Regions from separate parts of the Homo sapiens genome. Here region 2 is linked to region 1. A link is a contact called in ENCODE Hi-C or POLR2A ChIA-PET data. All regions are on one chromosome and are shown on one strand. The core of a region is the stretch at or near the end of the contact, and the rest is flanking DNA. Distances in the headings are between cores, read along the strand shown.

Region 1 (4,130 bases), core at 1,149-3,648:
AGTGTGAACCAAAAGGTCTGTGGTTAGAATCCAGAAGAAATAGGGGTTTATCTTCAGAAACCTGGACTTCATTTGGTCCTCACCCCCATCCACATGCTTTAGTAACTATAGGGAAAAGGTATAGGCAGTAAAAAGCTTCTTGTCTGTGCCTTTCCTTTTACTTGGATCCATGCGGTGGCTTCTGAATGAGATATGAAAAGTGGCTGTGAAGGGGTTAGAAGAAGGTTAGGGAAAAAGAAAAGTTGGGGTATACAAATTTCTTCCCATCCCTGAGCCGGCTTAAGGGACAGCAAGTTCTGTACAGGTCTGGCCAAATGGGGAGATGGTATAAAACCCAACCAGGAAGGGGCATGGAGATAATGAGTCTTCCAGAAGGCCATTACTGAAGCCTGCAGACGTGTCCATGTAGAACAGTCTGGATAAGCTGTAAGCATTGTTGACCCCAGAATTGTGAAATTCTGAGCATGTTATCAATCTGGGATGCTCTTTTTTAGCGATGTCAGTTGCTGGAAATTTTTTCATCAGCTCTAGTCTGTCCTATTTGAAAGGACCAACTTGCCAGGTGCAATGGCTCATGTCTGTAATCCCAGCAATTTTGGAGGCCAAGGTGGGCGGACTGCTTGAGTCCAGGAGTTCCAGACCAGCGTGGGCAACACGGCAAGACCCCGTCTCTATAAAAAAATACAAAAATTTAGCCAGGCATGTTGGTGCATGCCTGTAGTCCCACCTACTCGGGAGGCTCTCTTGAGCCTAGGAGGTGGAGGTCACAGGTGAGCTGAGCTCTCACCACCACACTCCAGCCTGGGCAATAGAGCAAGACCTTGTCTCAAAAAAAATTAAGTTACATTAAAAATGAAAGAACTATTTCAAGAATTAAAGCTTCTAACTCTTGCTGTCTGCCTGAAATTGTAGTATATAAGATGTCAGCCCTACATCCTCTAACTACAGATGATGTAGGCAAATTAAGAGATAAATTAGGTAAATTTACTGCCAGTTGGATTGATGTGTGCTCATTGCTTGAGTTGCCAAATGTTTTTTGTGTTTGAGCTTTTCATTGATGTATTGTGTATCATGTGTTTGATAAAAGGGGCATGTAGTTCTAATAATGATAAAATCCCATGATGTGGAACTCCAGGAATTTATAGTGTTGTGTTGAATTGGAATTTCATTTAGTTAAAATGTGCCCCGTGCTACTCCCAAACTTCAGAAGATACAGATTGTACCCAGCCCCTCTGTAATCATTGAAATCAAGGTTGCTGTGACAACACACATCACCAACCCTTTCTTCTAACTGATATCTTTAGGTGAGTTTGGCAGGTTAGGTGGATTTTGTTTAGGACATGGGGAAAGACAAAGGAGTTAATTACTACTTCAAAGTAAGATAAAAATGACCAAAACTACGTTTTCTTCTCTCTGGCTGCTGAGTAAATGTCATTCAGTCACATGCCCAAGATTTGGGGTAAAAATTTTAAAGTCCTAGGTAGGATTACTCAATCTTGATAAATTTAAATGAGACTGCCTATTTCCATAGGTTCTCTAGCCTGGCATATTTTGTTTTATGATAAATGCTTATTTAAAGGTGCCTCAGTGGAATTTTTCCTGTGATGCAGATAAATTGTGGTTACTCATTATCCAGGGCCCTTGATCACTTAGCCATTTATTAGGTTCTAGAACAGCTTGGTGCTGATGGTCTCAGAGCCTCATAAAAAATAATTTCAGCAGTGAAAATCCTCAAATTACCTAACCTAGAAAATCAGTAGCAAAAGAAGGAACAACAGGAAAAGGAACAGAGGCCAGGGTGAAGATGCTTCTAGGAGCCAGAATTGGAGATGAACTTTTCACATATACATTTCATCGTGGTAGCCAATTCAGTTTTGTGGGATTCTCTGTAAATTTTCCATCTTTTCTCATTTCTCTGAAGTCCAGCAGCCTTGTGCAATCTTGCCACATGCCCATTCCTGGCAGCCCCTGCTCTTCCCATCTTTCTCTGAAGAACACAACTGCCCTATTCTGTGCAAATGACCAGGCAGCACCTTTTAGCCCCAAGAAACCAGACACATCCTCAAGGAGAGGCCAGGGTCCTGGGGAGAGCATCTCGGATTTCATTTGTAGAACTATCCGGGAATTGATTTTGATTTGCCTTTCCTAAAGAGGCAAATGATGGTACTAAAATTTGGTTTCTTCCTTCTAAGCCCATCATTTCACCATTTAGATTTTAGCTCAGAGGTTCCCACATTTTCTCAGTTCACAGTGCCCTTAATAGCTCAGTAATTTTTTCATCCGTCCCCAAGCCAAAAGAAATACCTAATAATTTAGTTTATGAAGTAATTGCAAGACAACTTGAAAGTAGTTGTTTGTATGGTGGTCAGCAGATGGCGCTGTGTTTCAAATTTAAAATACCCAGCAGTTAGCTGGATGATGTGGCAGGCAACTGTAGTCCACATGGACAGGCCGAATCCGCTACTCAGTAGGCTGGGGTGGGAAGATCACTTGAGCCTAGGAGTTCAAGGCCTGGATAGGGGAGTTGCTTGAGCCCAGGAGTTCAAGGCAACATAGTGAGACCCCCATCTGTTAAATACACACACACACAGAGGGGCAAAGGGAATAAATAAATATCCAGCAATGCCCCAGGGTGCCTCAGCACACAGTTTGAGAACTGCGTCATTAATCCACTTTCTAGATGCAGCATTCATGGTTTGGTCTTGTAACCTACTATTTTGATGGGAACCAAGTTGAGCCCACAATCAGAATTGCTCAGAAACTACACAGTCTGGAGTGTTTGAGGTCTTACTGTTAAGGGTTACATCTTTGATGACACCTACTGGATGGTTTTGCAGTAATCATGCTGCAGCCTAAAGTTCAGAGAATATGAGGGTGGTGGGAAATGATCACAGGGTGCTGCTGTAGCTCTGAACTGCGTTGTCAGAAGGGTTTGTTGACCTGGTGGCCTTTTTCCTGAGCAGACTGTGAAAGGCCTGGCATCCTGATTGGCTCAAGGCAGGAGTTGATAGATGCAGGCTCCCACAGTACCTTAAAAAGGAGAAATATTTTTTGTAAGTTCTACAAGTACAAGGTTTTTATAAGTACAGCGTTCCAAGTACCTGGGCACTCTGGTTGGCTTCAGTTACAGCTCACACAGGCTGAGTCATCTCTGCCTATGTATCTATACAAGCCATTTCACATCCATAGTACCAATACTTTTAAGGTCAAAAACAAGATGAATCTGAATGGTGGCCTTTTTGTCCTCCACCAATCCCTGTTTCTACCTTCATCAAACTACTCTGCTGTTTGCACTTCCTCACAACTTCCCTTGCTGCTTATATTTCTTTTTTCCCCTCAGGTGTCTCTCCTTCCCTTCTAACTGGCAGCAGCCCCCTTCACCTCAGGAGCGGGCTTTAGATCCGCTCTGCCAGGCAGCTTGCTAACTTCTGTGTAGCTCTCTGAAGCAGGTAGAGAAATGTTTTGCTAAATGCATGCCGCTCCCACTGCCTTTCTAGTCCTAACCCTCAATGTTCCTTAGTTGTTTGCCTTGTTTCCTACAATTTCAGCTAAAACTATTGCTCAGTATGCAGTATTATGCTACAGTGTCCCTTGCAAGTACTTGTTAGTTTGTGCAGTGCTTCTGAGATGTAATTAAATGTTTATGCAATGTTTAAAATAAACTCTAGAGGGCTAAAGCCATTAATATGCCCATAGGACACATCTCGATAAATGCTGGCATATATGGCATTTTCATGCAATAGAAACTGTTAGAATCAAGGGAGAAATATAAGACTAAAATATCAGTACCCTTTCACATAGCATTCTTGTTTTAACCTATGACAGATGGATGTCCAGAGCCTTTTCTTTTTCAGAGTCCTTGGTTTAGCAACCCTTGTTCGTTTGGTGTTACTTGTTATAATAGCATTTCTTTGCACCAAATGAAAATAGGTTAGTTTGAGTGTTGACAGAAGTGTTTATGTTGAATTTTGTCACATATGACTTTTGGATGAGCTGAGTGTAGAGTTTCTTTTGTCTGTCTGTTTCCATTTTTTCCATTCGACATAGTTCTTTTCAGTGCTCGGAATTTTTTGAAAGATTGAATTTCCCAAATGTAAGAAAGAAAATTTTATCCATATTTCCACACCAGT
Region 2 (4,130 bases), core at 784-3,283, 1.3 Mb after region 1:
GTCTCCCAAGTAGCTGAGACTGCAGGCATATGCCACCATGCCTGGCTAATTATTTTTTAATTAAAGAAAATGTTTTAGGCCGAGGTGGGTGGATCACGAGGTTAGGAGATCGAGACCATCCTGGCTAACATGGTGAAACCCCGTCTCTACTAAAAATACAAAAAATTAGCCGGGCATGGTGGCAGGCGCCTGTAGTCCCAGCTACTCGGGAGGCTGAGGCAGGAGAATGGCGTGAACCCGGGAGGCGGAGCTTGCAGTGAGCCGAGATCGCACCACTGCACTCCAGCCTGGGCAACAGAGCGAGACTCTGTCTCAAAAAAAAAAAAAAAAAAAAAGAAAAAAGAAAATGTTTTTTGCAGAGACAGAGTCTCACTATGTTGCCCAGGCTGGTCTTGAATTCTTGGCCTCAAGCAATCCTCCTGCCTTGGCCTCCCAAAGCGCTGGGATTAATAGCTGTGAGTCACCGGGTCCTCCCCCAGTTCCTCTCTTTTTCCTTGTCCCTGTGCATGGTGAGGTTTTGTGTGGCCCTGAGTGGTATCAAGCTAAATAACAAGCAGAGAGGGACGCTCTAAAAGAAAATAATATTTATTCTGGAATAGGCATTGCAATGGGACTACGCATGCCATAGTCAACTATGTGCATATTCAGGGGGGTGTAAAGGAAGACAAAGATTTTTAAAGAAAAAATGAGTCAGATTCCATAATTGTTTTAAGATAATTATCCTTGGCTACAAGGATCAAATGGCAAGGATGGCATCAGTACTAGGTTGGACAGGGAGTTGCTGGGTAGCCGTCCTAACAGATGTATTTTTTTGTGTGTAAGGTTGCGATGGCCTTTGTGCAAGTCTGTGGTTTTTGCAGTCTTTTGTGACAGTTTTTGTCATCAGGCATGGGTGCCTGAGAACCCTCCCTCCATGGCCTTTCACCAGCTCCATTTTTCTGATTAAAAAAAAAAATACAAGTGACTCCATTTTGATGCTGACAACTTTTTCAATGGCAATGTGGAACTGTAATAAACTTTTTTCAATCTTTCAGTGACACTGACATCTTCATGTCTCTACTCAGCCATACAATTAAATTAAATAATGTGTACATTTTAAAACAATGACAGCTGTTTAATGACAGAGACTGTGAACTGGGACCCTCTAGGCTGGCCACTTTTGGTGTTTTATTTGGGCCACAAGTTTTTGAATGCTTTCAATTACCTACAGAAAATTTCAAAAGTGGAAAATTTCCTATAAAAATCTGCCTTTATTGCTTCTCTTGAAAACTGGAAGAACCGGCCACCCAGGTCCCATAACACCTACCTGGCTGAATAGGGTCGGCCCTACTTTCAGCAGAAATACCTCCTGCAGTTTTCAACAGCCCCAGCTCTCCTGGGCGTTGATTTTCCTAGTTGCTTCCTTTAATGCAGACATTTGAGTTTGCAGCCCTAGATTGACAGTGTAGGGGCACTGAATTACTTAGGGTTCCCACATACATCGTTTCTTACACTCATTTTCTTCTGCACAGCACCTTTTTTTCCTTTAACCACTCGCAGATGCTAACTCATTCTTCAGGACTCAATTCCAATGTCCAGAAGCTTTTCTCTGAACTCATGATGGACTCCGCGTCCCATTATGTATTCCCACATCGCTCCGTACATCCATCTGTCACATCCCTTGTCACATTAAATTCAGATTAAATGTTTGTAGGATGCTTGAGTTCTTCACAAGTCTCACGTCACTTAGCGACGGTCGGGAACTCCTCAGTGGTAGTTTCGGGAGCCATTCATTCATTTTATTCATTTCATCATTCTTTCAACAGTCATAACGTAGGTGACGACGACTGACTCATCTCTTAAAAGATGTGTGTGTCCCTCGACAAATAACCTGTCTGCCCCTATCGTTCTGTAGGAGGACGGAGTCCCAGAGAACTACAACTCCCATCAAGCACTTGGGGGATCGCCGCGGCTGAGGGAGAGACTATGGCTTAGGAACCACCATTCGCGTGAGGCTCTGCTCCCCGCGCCTGCGCAGAGTGCAGGGCCACGTCGCTTTTGCTGTACCGGGGACCACGCGTCTCATCCATGGCTTCCGCGGACTCGCGCCGGGTGGCAGATGGCGGCGGTGCCGGGGGCACCTTCCAGCCCTACCTAGACACCTTGCGGCAGGAGCTGCAGCAGACGGACCCAACGCTGTTGTCAGTAGTGGTGGCGGTTCTTGCGGTGCTGCTGACGCTAGGTAAAAGGCGGCCGGTGGTCATGGCGGGTTTGGGGCGGGCAGAGGTCCGGGCTTTGGCTGCACCGCTGCAGGCCGGGGACGCGGGGCTGAGAGGGCGCCTTGAGGGCATCAGGAGGGTGAGACCCACCCAGTCTACACCCCACCCTCTCTCCTGAAGCAGCGGCAGCAGCTGGGCGTTAAGGGGGATGCCGGGCAACCCCCGGAGTTAACGTCCTGGTCCTTGGGGCGCAGATTGCTCTTCGTCATCTGCCCTGTTACGCTTGAGCGCGCTGTTCCTCGCCTTCCGCTGTTCTCACTGCAAAGACTCAGGGTCTTGACACCAACTTTCAGCCTCCCGTGTTTGCGTGCGGGCGCTGGGATACCAAGGTAGTGAGATAGCACCTGAGTCCCAGTCAGAGTAAGGACTGCAAAGAAAAGTTGACAGTTGACAGTGCCTGGCTCTCAGTGGATCCCTAACAACAGCAATAGTAACCATTATGATAAAAGTCAGTTCCAGGTGAATGAGGTGTTTCGTCACAGACTTCTGTGAATTTCCCCACCCCAGCCATGCACATATACTGATTCCCAAGGCGTAATTTTTGTTGTTTTTCTCTGTCTATTCCACAGTCTTCTGGAAGTTAATCCGGAGCAGAAGGAGCAGTCAGAGAGCTGTTCTTCTTGTTGGCCTTTGTGATTCCGGGAAAACGTTGCTCTTTGTCAGGGTAAATGATTTCATTGACACCCCTGTTAAGCTTAATAGAAAATTTTATAGATCCCAGTATTCCTGTCATCTCACGGTTTATTTTGTAAAAGAAGCTGATGCTGTTAAATTTGGAAGTTAATTCTTGACTTACTTGGGAGAACAAAAAGACTCGTAGAAACCCATAATTGAGAAATATTGGTCATTTCTCCTTTTTTTTTTCTGTTTGCCCTTGCCAGATGCTGATATTTAGTCTTTATCACATTCAAGGATTTTATTTAATTAGTTTCATTCCAGAATAGCAGAAGGCATAGAAGCTAGTGTCCTACAGTTTATAATTCCTTCGTTAACAAATTCTTAGGACAGTTTATCGAAGACACTTTTTCACAGGGTGATCCTTCTTTGACATAGTGGGCTAGTTAGGCTTCTTTTTACTAATATTTATTTTTAATACATTTAGTATTTTTAACAGTGTATTTTAATGTGGTGAATAGGAGAGGTTTTCTGCTTTTTAACTCTTCTTTTTGAGAGTATAAATTATTTCCCTTCCATTAAAGAAATACCTCCATTTTTTTTTTTTTTTTTTTTTTGAGGGAGTGTCTCACTCCAATGCCCAGGCTGGAGTGCAGTGGCGAGATCTCTGCTCATTGCAGCCTTGACCTCTGGGACTCAGATGATTCTCCCACCTCAGCCTCCGAGTAGCTGGGACTACAGGCGTGCAACACTACGCCCGGCTGATTTTTTATATTTTTTGTAGAGATGAGATTTTGCCATGTTGCCCAGGCTTCAAATCATTTTTGTTGGTTAAAAATCTTTACAGAAGCTTGGCAAATTTGGCCACTAACTGTCTTTTGAGAATAATGTTGTTTTTATTCCACTGAGGAGTAAAATATGCAATTAATTAGATTTTTTTCTACAGGTAAAAAAAATCAATATCGTCTTTTTCACCTGTCGGAAGCAGCATTCATTTACTTAACCTTACACCTGGGAGACTTAGAATAATATAACTCAATTTAGGTGTGCTATTAAAATGTTGAATATCACCCATCTTGTTTTTTTTACAGTTGTTAACAGGCCTTTATAGAGACACTCAGACGTCCATTACTGACAGCTGTGCTGTATACAGAGTCAACAATAACAGGGTAAGATGTTTGTGGAGTTTTGGAGTCTGACAGTCTTACTTTACTGTGGTGTGTCAGTTAAGGACATTTTTAGGATGAGTTCATCTGA

What was found. A loop is a pair of places that touch in the nucleus more often than their neighbours do. ChIA-PET counts read pairs that join two places held with the same protein, here RNA polymerase II (POLR2A). Pooled maps may share reads with other maps.
Region 2: a pooled map shows a loop between it and region 1 (2.2-fold over the local background). The contact joins the promoter of SRPRB here to the enhancer-like site in region 1. A Hi-C loop is called at or near these places in 1 of 50 pooled maps. POLR2A ChIA-PET finds 5 or more read pairs at or near these places in 2 of 52 experiments (activated T-cell and activated naive CD4-positive, alpha-beta T cell).

What each region holds. Positions count from the first base shown.
Region 1 is chr3:132,533,818-132,537,947 of GRCh38, forward strand. All of the region lies in intron 55 of DNAJC13 (DnaJ heat shock protein family (Hsp40) member C13), which reads left to right. Among named protein-coding and RNA genes, the nearest start is that of ACKR4, 61 kb to the right of the region's middle. Within about 2 kb of position 2,399, at least 3 of the 41 ENCODE cell types and tissues checked have a DNase peak (open chromatin) inside an H3K27ac peak, as active enhancers do.
Region 2 is chr3:133,803,782-133,807,911 of GRCh38, forward strand. It overlaps SRPRB (SRP receptor subunit beta), which reads left to right and starts at 2,034. Exons shown (of 7, transcript NM_001379313.1): 1 at 2,034-2,221; 2 at 2,828-2,922; 3 at 3,965-4,042. The coding sequence starts at 2,068. LOC105374116 (a long non-coding RNA gene) reads right to left here and starts at 1,702. Exons shown (of 3, transcript XR_924513.3): 1 at 1,307-1,702. RefSeq lists enhancers at 1,686-1,795, 1,886-1,945, 2,086-2,295, 2,406-2,455, 2,486-2,595.